2 separate regions of the Homo sapiens genome follow, and region 2 is linked to region 1. A link is an interaction called in ENCODE POLR2A ChIA-PET data of the cell type or tissue named here. Cell type or tissue: endothelial cell of umbilical vein. All regions are shown on one strand. Each heading gives the region's core, and the rest is flanking DNA. Links, peaks and the distances in the headings are about the cores only. Region 1 has its middle 38 kb from the start of PRPS1L1. Region 2 has its middle 32 kb from the start of MIR1302-6.

Region 1 (5,387 bases), core at 173-5,172:
TGGTGGTATGCCCGTAATCCCACCTACTCGGGAGGCTGAGGCAGGGGAATGATTTGAACCCGGGGGTTGGAGGTTGCAGTGAGCCGAGAGAGGGCGCCACTTCACTACAGGCTGAGAGAGCAACAGAGGGAGACAGTCTCAAAATAAAAAACTAAAAAAAAAAAAAAAAGAAAAAAAAAAGCGTTAGTAGGGAGAAGTTAAAGGAAAGAATGAATGCAAGACCTAGAAGAAGAAAGGAGGATCTGGACTTGACAATTCTCACATATATATTGGGGGAAAGACGCTGACAGATGTGGGGGAAGAGGAAGGTGTAAACAGTTGCTCCAGTCAGTCTCCTCTCCTGCATTGCTGTGGAAAGTTAAGGACATTTGCTGGAAAGAACTGGAGTGCAGGAGTCCTGGAGAGCTTCAGGAGAGAGCAGGGAAAATGTAGAAATGCCTGTTGAGAAGAATGCGAAGCTGCTGAGTGGTTAAAATGCGTTTTTTCTGGACTGTGACCTGCAGCAAATGACTTAATGTCTCTAACCCTAAATTCCTTCTCCTGTAGTTTGAGATTAATAGTAGTATCTGTTGCTGGTATGAATATGCAATTCTTGCCAAGGGAGGGGTATGCTGGCTAATGACTATAATTTTTTTATTTCTTCCCCAAGTCATCTAAACACATTTTTTTTCCTCCCCTACATGATGCAGGGGCCCTAGGACCAGGGCTACAACATAACTGCTGAAGCAGGGATGATTTCTGTAACTAAGAAACTATGTTTTAAAACTTTATGTCAGAATTCCTATGGGCCTGATGGGAGTGGATTGTGACTTCGCCCCATCTGGCAAATTGGGGCTAAAAGTGAATACAGCTATATAGCCTGGTAGTAGGGTGGCTCACGAGTCCAGAACCCATGTAACCCTACCTTCTGTGGGCGGGAATGGTCTGAGAGAGAGGCACTTGTTAGACTAGTATTGCTACCAGCAATGTGGACCAGCACAGTGGCCAAACCTAATATCCCTTCCGAAGGTGGAAAAGTTTCGGTAAAAAATAAATGACAAATGGGAAAAAGGAGTACTAATAATAGCTGAGGGTAAATAAATGAAAAAATGGGTTATAAATGGAGGGAAATCCAATATTACCTTAACAACTTGAAAGGGTCTCAGAGCAAGAGATAACATTGTCTCTTAGTTCAATTATTCCAGATGCCTGAAAAGGTGAAGCTATACATTTGCCAGGGCCACTTCTGCTTTTGGAACCTGACAAGATTGAAAGAAAGCCAACAAACATAAATGGCCTCTCCCTGGGGGACATTCATACAATATGATGGACTGGACTAATTATTCGTTACTGTGAATATTCTGTTGATGTAATGGATCTGTGTTCGAAAACCAGGGGGTGGCCTGTAGTGTTATGATCTGTTTATATATGTAGATATATAAAAGATATCTATCTATCTATCTATCTATCTATCTTTCTATCTATCTATCTATCATCTATCTATGCTTTCTTCCATGGTTTCTGGCTCATAACTCTCATAGCCCCTATTACAGTCTTTTGCTGTAATGTTGGGTATGTTAGGCCTCAGGGTCAGCCTCAGGAAGCAGAATGTCTCTGACTTTCTCCTGCCCTCCTTTCACCTGCTCCAAGGCAGGACTCTAATCTTCCCCACTTTTCTGATTATGGGACATAAAACTCTCATTCCAGAGAGAGTCTTGCATTGTACCCGGGGGGGAAGGAATGCTAATATCAGGAAGCATCCATAACAACCCAGGAAAACCAACTTCAGAGAGCTTCCGGATAGCTGAACACCTGGAGGTTCCCGGAGGGTGGCGAGCCCAGGTTGAGAATGGAAGCTCTGTATCTCTTCCCCCGTATCTCATCCTATGCATCTCTTCATCTGTAGCCTTTGTAATATCCCTCATAATAAACTGGTGAATGTGAAAAAAAGAAGAATAGTATCTGTCATAGAGTTGTTATGAGGATTAAATGAGATAATGCTTATAAAGCACCTATCACAAGGAGTGTTCAATAAATATGAACTATTATTTATATTAATACAAATAAGAGATCTGGCAGGTTACTAGAGCTTTTGGGAGAATGTATAGCAACACGTGCCATTTTTTAAAAGAATTTCAGGCCAAGCATGGTGGCTTACACCTGTAATCCCAGCACTTTGGGAGGCCGAGGCAGGCAGATTACCTGAGGTCAGGAGTTCAAGACCAGCCTGGCCAACATGGTGTAAAACCTTATCTCTAATAAAAATACAAAAATTAGCCAAGTGTGGTGGCAAGCACCTATAATCCCAGCTACTTGAGAGGCTAAGGCAGGAGAATCACTTGAACCTGGGAGATGGAGGTTGCAGTGAGCTGAGATTGTGCCACTGCACTCCAGCCTGGGCGACAGAGCAAGACTCTGTCTCAAAAATTCACACAATATTAAAGTACCAGTTGAGATTGGGTAGGCTGTACATGAAATGGTCCTATTCTATACAGTTACCCAATAGTTTACAGATGTGCTTTGTAACCTGGATATAACAGAAAAAAAAAAGGACAAATTCCTCAACTGATACAAAGTTGAGGCAGGGATGGCCAAAGAACCTTTAAGAGTGCTAATGAGAGCATATTTGTCATCTACCATAAGGTACATTGTCTATAGAGAGGCAAGTTTAGTGGGCAGATGTTGAATAAAAGTGAAGGTGTTAGGAAAAACGCAAGTATCCTTCAAACTGAAGCAGGGCAGAGAGGAAGCTAGATGGAGCGATCTAAGAATTGGAGGAAGAAAGTGGTTTGTGGGAATGGAAAGTAGTGACTCATCAGAGTTCCATGAGGGCTCTGTCCATAAGGAGGCAATGTGCCTTTAAAAGCAGGCAGGGCAAGTTCAGAGTTCAAAATGTTACCAGTGCTCAGGCATGGTGGCTCACGCCTATAGTCTCAACTACTCCGGAGGGTGAGGCAGGAGGATGGCTTGAACCTGTGAGGCAGAGGTTGCAGTGAGCCCAGATCATGCCACTGTATTCCAGCCTGGGCGACAGAACAAGATCCTATCTTAAAAAAAAAAAAAAGAAAGAAAGAAAGAAAGAAAGAAAGAAAGAAAGAAAGAAAGAAAGAAAGAAAGAAAGAAAGAAAAGAAAGAAAGAGAAAGAAAGAAAAATGGTACCAGTAAAACTCATATCATGAATTCAGCTTCATAGCTACTCTTGAACAAACTAGCTAACTAGCTCCTGTACACAGCCTGTCTCCTATTTAGCTGGCTTCCGCAATGGTTCAGGGTCTTCCTCCTCGGTCACCCAGCATTGGACCCTAGTGTGTTCCCATTGCACCGTTCTCATGCCATAAGAGGTTCAGCAAGCGTTCTTTCTTGGGATCCTGTTCTAGTCACTGCTTTGCCCCAAGGGGCTAGTCAAACTCTCCATTTCAGATATCCCTCTGTAGCCCAGGCTCGTTCTGGATTTACATTATCCCCACTGACGGCCTTCCAGCTCTTCCCTGCCTTGGCCTGGCTGCTGTAGTGCCCCAGCTACCTCAAGAGATCACCATCAGTGGCTGCTGCAGCATCGCCTCCCTCTGGCTATGTTCTGTTAAGGTAAACAAGAAGAATGACAAAATTTTCATCGTTATGTGTATCATTCAGAGAACCTTTGCTGATGATGGAAGACGCTAGCCATTGGATAATGTATTACTTTGGCAACTGTGTTTAGTAGGTTTAAAATTGGCAGTCATTACTCAAATGTACAGAAATGATGGTGGAAATCTCATATTCCTGCATTTTCAATATCTTTAACTCTTCTTTAAAATTTCACGTCTTTCAGGCAGATAGTGTTTTTTAAAGTACCACTTTCCTTCTTTTCTTCTTCCCCATCTTTGGTCTTGTCTTCTCTCCCCTAAAGTGAACTAAGTCCCCTGGGGATTTATGATCACCCTGGTGTATTTATATGTTGAGGGTGAGAATAGGGAATATCTGGTCCAAGGGCTGTGCCCCATTTAGATGTGTCGTGTCCCACCTGGTATCTTAACTTGGCATTTGCTGTGCCTTAGCTGCCCCTGCTTGGCCTTGGGGTATCATGAGCTGACATCTGCTGCTGCTATCTGTGGTGCCAGATCTGATGCATTTAGAGGTTTTCTCTCCTAGTGTCGGGCCGTTTCTAGTCCCCCAGGCCTCTCAGTTCTTCTATATACCACTTGAGAACTCAAGGACACTCAGCTGTGTCCCTTCCTGTGCTGAAATGTATGGGCCTGTACAAGTGTGCTTTCAGGCCTTGGATCCCAGACACTCCCATCAGCTGTCGTCACAAAAGTTCTATCAGCGCCAGGGTTTCTGCCAAGCCTCTCTAAGGGGCCTGTGTTCTTCTTAGATGTTTTTCTTTAATTCCTCCTCAACCTATTTGGATTTTCTAGCTAAGGCAGAATGAAAATCTTAGCCACGTCCCTTTCGTCTTCTTCTTCAACAGCTAATTGACATTTTATCTCTTTTCATTGTGGTGAAAAAGATGCCCTGACATTTAACAATAAATTCTTCCCATTTTATGGTTTGTAGGATAAACCAGAGATTTTTTCACACCATGAATCGTGACTCATTAATAGTTTATAAAATCATTTTTGTTAAAATTAAATAAAATCAAACAGAATAGAAAATATAACTCTGTCATGTAATAAGGGTATGTATTGTTTTGTAATACTTTGTGTGTGTGTGTGTGTGTGTGTGTGTGTGTGTGTGTGTGTGTTTTACACTGAACCAAGGTGTAAAATATTTATTTCTGGGAGTTACTGTCAAAAAAGGTTTGAAAGTTTCTGGTATAAACTTTGCTTGGTTCTCTAAGTTCTGACTTTTGGAGACCTAAAATAATTTTCTCCTTCAAATTGTTCAATTCTTGCAAATCAGTATGCTTTGACATATTATTGGTTTTTACCGTAAAATTTCAGAAGCCAGTATTAGTTATTTATTCTGCCTCTCTTTACTTTTCTCTGAGACAATAAATAGCACTGACTGATGTTTGTGACAAAAAGAAAAGAAGGAAAAATGAAACCTGGGACTAAAATCTTCATTTTTTAAAAAATCAAATGCTCTCAGAATGCATACCAATGATTAACTTTTGAAATGGGTGAAGATAAAAGAATCTCCACAGTTCCACATACATTAAGCTATGGTCGTCTTATAAAATAACTATATCTAACATTTATTGAGTGCCTAGCATGTGCCAGGGAGGAGAACACAGAAAGGAGAAGAAATGTCTGCTCACATTCTAACTGGGTAAACAGACATAAATAACTAATCATCCAGTAAGTGCTAGTAATGTAATTCAGCACAAAGTCCTAAGGATCCATAGAGGAAAAACACAGAGTCACAGAACTTTAGAATAGCTACTCCATTTAAACATAAACATGGGAACAGCAACATGGGAAAAGTTC
Region 2 (5,387 bases), core at 175-5,174, 110 kb before region 1:
GTTTAAATGCATATGGTGCTAGTTCATTCTTCTGGACCAGAAAGGGTAAAAGGGCAAGATAAGCAAAGAAAACAATTGGAGAAAAAGAATATTCAGACATTTTTCAGATTATAATAAATTTGAAATGTGTTTAGACTATCAGTAGACGTTAGTACACAACATCAAATATGGGCTGGCAAAGCATAAACACCAGAAATGAAAATGATGATGGTGGTATTAACAATGATAATATAGGCTGGGTGCAGTGGTCCACTCCTATAATCTCAGTTACTCCAGAGGATCACTTGAGGCCAGAAGTTCAAGACCAGCCTGGTCAACAAAGCAAGATTCCATCTCTAAAAAAGAAAAAATCTAATAAAAAATTAGCCAGGTGTGGTGGTATATGCCTGTAGTCCCAGCTCCTTGGGAAGCTGAGGCAGGAGGATCAGCTGAGCCCAGGAGTTCAAGGCTGCAGTGAGCTATGATCACACTGCTGCATTATAGCCTGTGTGACAGAGCAAGACCTTGTCTCTAAAAATGATAATAATGATATAGATAATCCAAGTTTAAATGGTTTATTAGGGGAAAAAAGGACTAAAACAGAAAGACAAGCAAACGCAAGATAACCTGGGTCATTAAAAAAAAAAAAAAAGGTAAAAGTGTACATAAAACTTATTTGGTAAAGCGGTGTCAGGCCTCTAGCCTAATAAGGAAATGATGAAATACCAAAATAGATGGTGGGGCAAGTGAACAGATGACATCCAATGTTGCTGGTCATTTAGGAAAGAATGAAGTCAACTTGGTGGACTATATTGCCCTATTTTTAAAGTGATAAACTCACTTCATCCATCCAATACAACAAAATCAAATAACAACATCCAATTATAACCAAAAAATATAATAATGTTAGATATGAGAGCAAATAAGTTTGAGAAAGTACATTTTATCATTTGGGTCTGTGCTGCCCACTAGCCATGTGTGACTATGCACTCATTAAAACTAAATAAAACTCAATTCAGGCCATTGGCCACATTTGCTAAATTTCAAAGACCACATGTGCCTAGTGGCTATGATGTTGCAGAGCATAGACATAGAATATTTCCATCATCACAGAAAATCTTACTGGACAGCACTAATCTATACAACTGTTAGAAGTGCCCTGTACATAAGAGATTAGATCTAAAAGAGTACGAATACACACACACACACACACACACACACACACACACACACAAAGCCAACAAGTCATCCATTCTTTCATTCAGAACATTTATTAGGCACTTCTCATGTGAGAGTTGCTGTGCTACGCATTCAGAGACCACAGATTAAAACAAAATAGTCCCTGCCTTTGAGTCACAGAGCAATAGGAAATAACAATATATTAATAATCGGTCAATCAGCAAACACTTTTTGGTCACCAACTATAACAAATGCACACAGTGCTATGGAAGAAAACAAAACAGTAAGCATATAGTCTCACCTCAAGGAGCTTACAATTTCATTAATGACACACAACATAAGGCAAGATGTAAAATGTTTTAAGTGGCCAATTAACATTTGCAACTGTGTATTTCAAACTGAGGTCCATGAGCTTGATGTGAAATATTTTTTTTTCCATTTTGGGATTTCATTGGGATGATCATCTAAATATACATGTTGTATGCTAATCAGTTTCTGAATAAACGTTTAAAAACTAAATACTGCCACCAAATTTTCATCATGTTGTTTGCACTTGGTGTTTTGAATCATGCATAAACTAAGTGGAGACCAAAGAATAGAAAGGTTGCTAAACAAATAAAGTCTGTTTAGAGAAAAGGTGAGGATGAAGTGAGTCATTACAGAACACTGGGTAGCACAGGCAGGCAAAAGTACCTGTACTATAGAGGTTATAATCATCATGAGTGTGAAGATAATGCATGCATCCTATCTCTGTGTAGCTTCTACATAATCTGTTCTCCATTCCAGAAATCTTGGAATACAGCTTACAGATTTGATTTAGAATTCGATGACTCCACAATACTAATCACATTTTCAAGGGAACGAAAAGATGTTATAGAGATCTCAGGTGATACCTCATTAAACCTGACATTTGAGGGATTATTTGAGGAATTTTGATCATGTGTAAAGCCTGATTATCCTGAGCCATACACAAAGCCTCAAAGTTAACATTGTTTGTTTGGTTGTAAAAGGACAATTTTTGTATCTATATTGATATAAAACATAGAAATAGATTAAAGAAAAACAGAATCTGAGACTGCATCTTTATACTTTTAAACTGGATACTGGCAATGTAATTTCAACAATACAGCATCATTTGTCACAGAGTTCAATGTTGTTTCTTTTAATTTCATCAATTCTGTTGTTTATATTCAACATTTGTTTGTTGGGTTTGGTTTTATAATTTATGAAATCTATAAGCAAAAGCATTCATATTTATGTTCCTATATACCTAAGTAGAATGTTTAATAAAAAATAAACACACTCATACTGTACAGACCTGTAGTCTTAGTCAAAACCGGCCCATTCTTCCTGTGGTGTTTTATTTGGAGAAGGTACCCATTAGGAAGCCAAACCTTCTCTGCCCTCTTTTCCATCTAAGTGGTGGGAGACTATGAATCTCTAGCGAGCCACAGGGTAATTGCAAGAAGACCATAAATACACATGTAAATCCTCCTGTATATTAAATATACTACTATATTTCAAAAATATAAGGATGCTGTTTGGGGTAATAAAAATGCAAATTCCTTTTAAAGACTTTCCTAATACAGTAGCCTTTTTATTATGGATTTTCTCAATTAATACTAGAATTCCATTTGTAAGCCTGCGAAAACATAGCCATAACCCTAAACTACAGTAGGAATTCAGAGAGGAATGAGATCTCAGTGTGTTGTAGTAATCAGGGGAAGCATCACAGAAGAGGTGGGACATACACTGGGCCCAGTGAAAAAGTAGGGCAGAGAAGCACAGCTTCCTAATCCCCCAACAGAACCCCAGCAGAATGAAAGTCTGATTTTCGCTACGAGATGATCACTTATAGAAACCTATGCTACACGGTTCTCTTTCCATTGCAAGAGGCAGAAACTCAATTTATGGATAATTCATTGCTCACATAACATATCCGTGGAAAAAATCAGCTATAGAACGAGACTTAAGAATGACTGGATGCAGGAAGTGAAAAACTGAAATGTACTTATTTCTCTCTCTCTCATCTTGACTTTTCTTTACACGTCGATGTATTCTCTCAGGCTGGCTATTCCTGTTTATCTAAAATCGAAGCCACTTGCTAGCTCCAAGTTTAGGATTGAAATCCTTAATGATTTACTGGATGAAAGGCAGGGAGTTGCAACAGTTAAAAATGTAAGGGCCTGGCACGGTGGCTCACATTTGTAATCCTAGTGCTTTGGGAGGCCTAAGCAGGAGGATAGCTTGAGGCCAGGAGTACAAGACCACTCTGGGCAATACAGCAAGACCCCTTCCACAAAAAATGTTTAAAAATAAACAATAAATAATTTTTTTTAATTAGCCAGGTACGCTGGCATGAGCCTGTGAGTCCTAGCTACTTGGGAGGCTGACACAGAAGGATCACTTGAGCCTAGGAGCTCAAGGTTATACTGAGCTGTGATCACACCAGCCTTGGGAGTAGAGCAAGACCCTGCACCTAAAAAAAAAAAAAAAAAAGTAAAGGTAACAAAGATAGGCTGGGTCCAGGCTGTGAAAGAACTTGTGTCATGCTAAGAAGTTTGGGCTTTTAAAGTCAAATCTGGCCTAATCTAGTTTAGGAAATCTAAAACCTATATGAAGAAATTAAGTTTATTTAGAGACTTCCTGAGCTACAGTGTGCTCTAGAATAGATTAGTACTGTTGACCCCAGTCAAGCTGGGGCTGGCTCACAATTTCCTTCTTTGAGAACAGTAGTATTCTAGAAGGGTGGACACCTGAACCCAGATGGAGCAATAATAAAACTCCCTTTGCCTGGCCACAGTGGAGTAGTCCATAGGTGTGCACCTGATCTAACACAATCCAATCATACTCTTCCTTGAGGTATTCAGTTTTAAATGTTTACATTTAGGCTCAGATACCCAGGGAAATCTTAAAGGCTTCCTCATACTGTGCTGGGATGTAGAGTAAAACTCAGTAAAATTAACAGAAAATAGATAAGACTTCCTGGGTACAGTGGAGCAGCAAGGGGATCTGGGCCAATGATTCTGATCAATGGAACTAGATCCATTTAAAGAAGATATTTAAGTACATAAAACAGAAGAAAAAAGTAGAATATCTATGAATAGATTTCAGAGGCACCACAGAGTAGAAAGAGGGACTGAGTAATAGAAGAACAAAGGAAGAATGTCTCAATAGACTTTTCAAGATCAAAACAGTGGCATCTACTGAAAAAGCTATAGAAAGAACCCTATGGCCAAAGAGGCAATGAGAATTCATAATGTTACCTGATTTAATTTAATAGTAGAAATCTACATATAGGAAAGAAAGGAGACACAGTGCTTTTGATTTTAACCAAAATGATAAGTAGAAATAAAAATGCACAGCCTCTACTCCCCATTCTTACTTTTAGATCTAAGAGAGACCTATAATATGTACTTCCTGCTGAGAAAATAAAAGAAGGCATGATACAGCACACTCTCTCACTCCTCTCTTTAACCCTCATCTTGCAGTATCCAGTTCTCTCAAGCTGAATGATGGAACCCAACAGCAATTGTAGCACTGACATCCACTTCAATGTGAGTAACAGGCTTTCCCCCTGGAAACTTCACTTACTGCTTGTGAGTATGGGATGTGTACTACAAGACTTCAGGCTCTGGAATCAGACCTGGATTCAAATCCTAATGCCACCCCTAGCTGAACGACCCTTGGCAAAGTATTTAGCCTTTCAAAGTCTCCACACACCTGCCAGGGGAGAAGGGAGGCAGAACTAGGGAAATATAAACTAAACTGCCAGAGTTTGAGATACAAAATAGATAAAATGTGTCTGGCAAAGTGCTTAGAGCACAGGGTGTGTTCAATAGTCCCCAACCCACTACATAGCACCCTATAGTCACTGGGCCACAAATATAGTACAATGGTCCTTAGCTCTACTCCTTTCTATAAAATGAGGGTAGACCACACTGCAGGCCTCCAAGTCACAGCGCTGGTTCCCTGCAAGGATTAGTGGAATCAGTCCCTTAAAAGTCTTTCATGCGTGGAATATATTTAGGGACTAATTAAGTCAATACCCAGACTAATGTATGTGTAGTGATTCATCTTTCAAAGGTTTTCTACTCCTTTCTTATCACTACCACTCATAAATGGACCCTCATTACCATTATTCTCCTAAATCCTGGAAGAGTTTTCTCTTCCAAGAAGTCATCATGACTTCAGTCACTTTCCAATTCAATCCCATCCCTAGAAGGCTA

The links. ChIA-PET counts read pairs that join two places held together with the same protein. Peaks named below come from ENCODE experiments on the same cell type or tissue, not always from the same donor. Only the 100,000 strongest peaks of a DNase experiment are listed, where the experiment ranks them.
Region 2: POLR2A ChIA-PET joins it to region 1 with 5 read pairs; 2 of 35 experiments call an interaction of 5 or more read pairs at or near these places.

Annotation. Positions count from the first base shown.
Region 1 is chr7:17,987,180-17,992,566 of GRCh38, reverse strand. No RefSeq gene overlaps it. Among named protein-coding and RNA genes, the nearest start is that of PRPS1L1, 38 kb to the left of the region's middle. In endothelial cell of umbilical vein, for the core only: no CTCF peak of the experiment used is centred there; a DNase peak (open chromatin) is centred at 2,776.
Region 2 is chr7:18,092,710-18,098,096 of GRCh38, reverse strand. It overlaps a transcript of HDAC9 not described here. Among named protein-coding and RNA genes, the nearest start is that of MIR1302-6, 32 kb to the left of the region's middle. In endothelial cell of umbilical vein, for the core only: no CTCF peak of the experiment used is centred there; no DNase peak of the experiment used is centred there.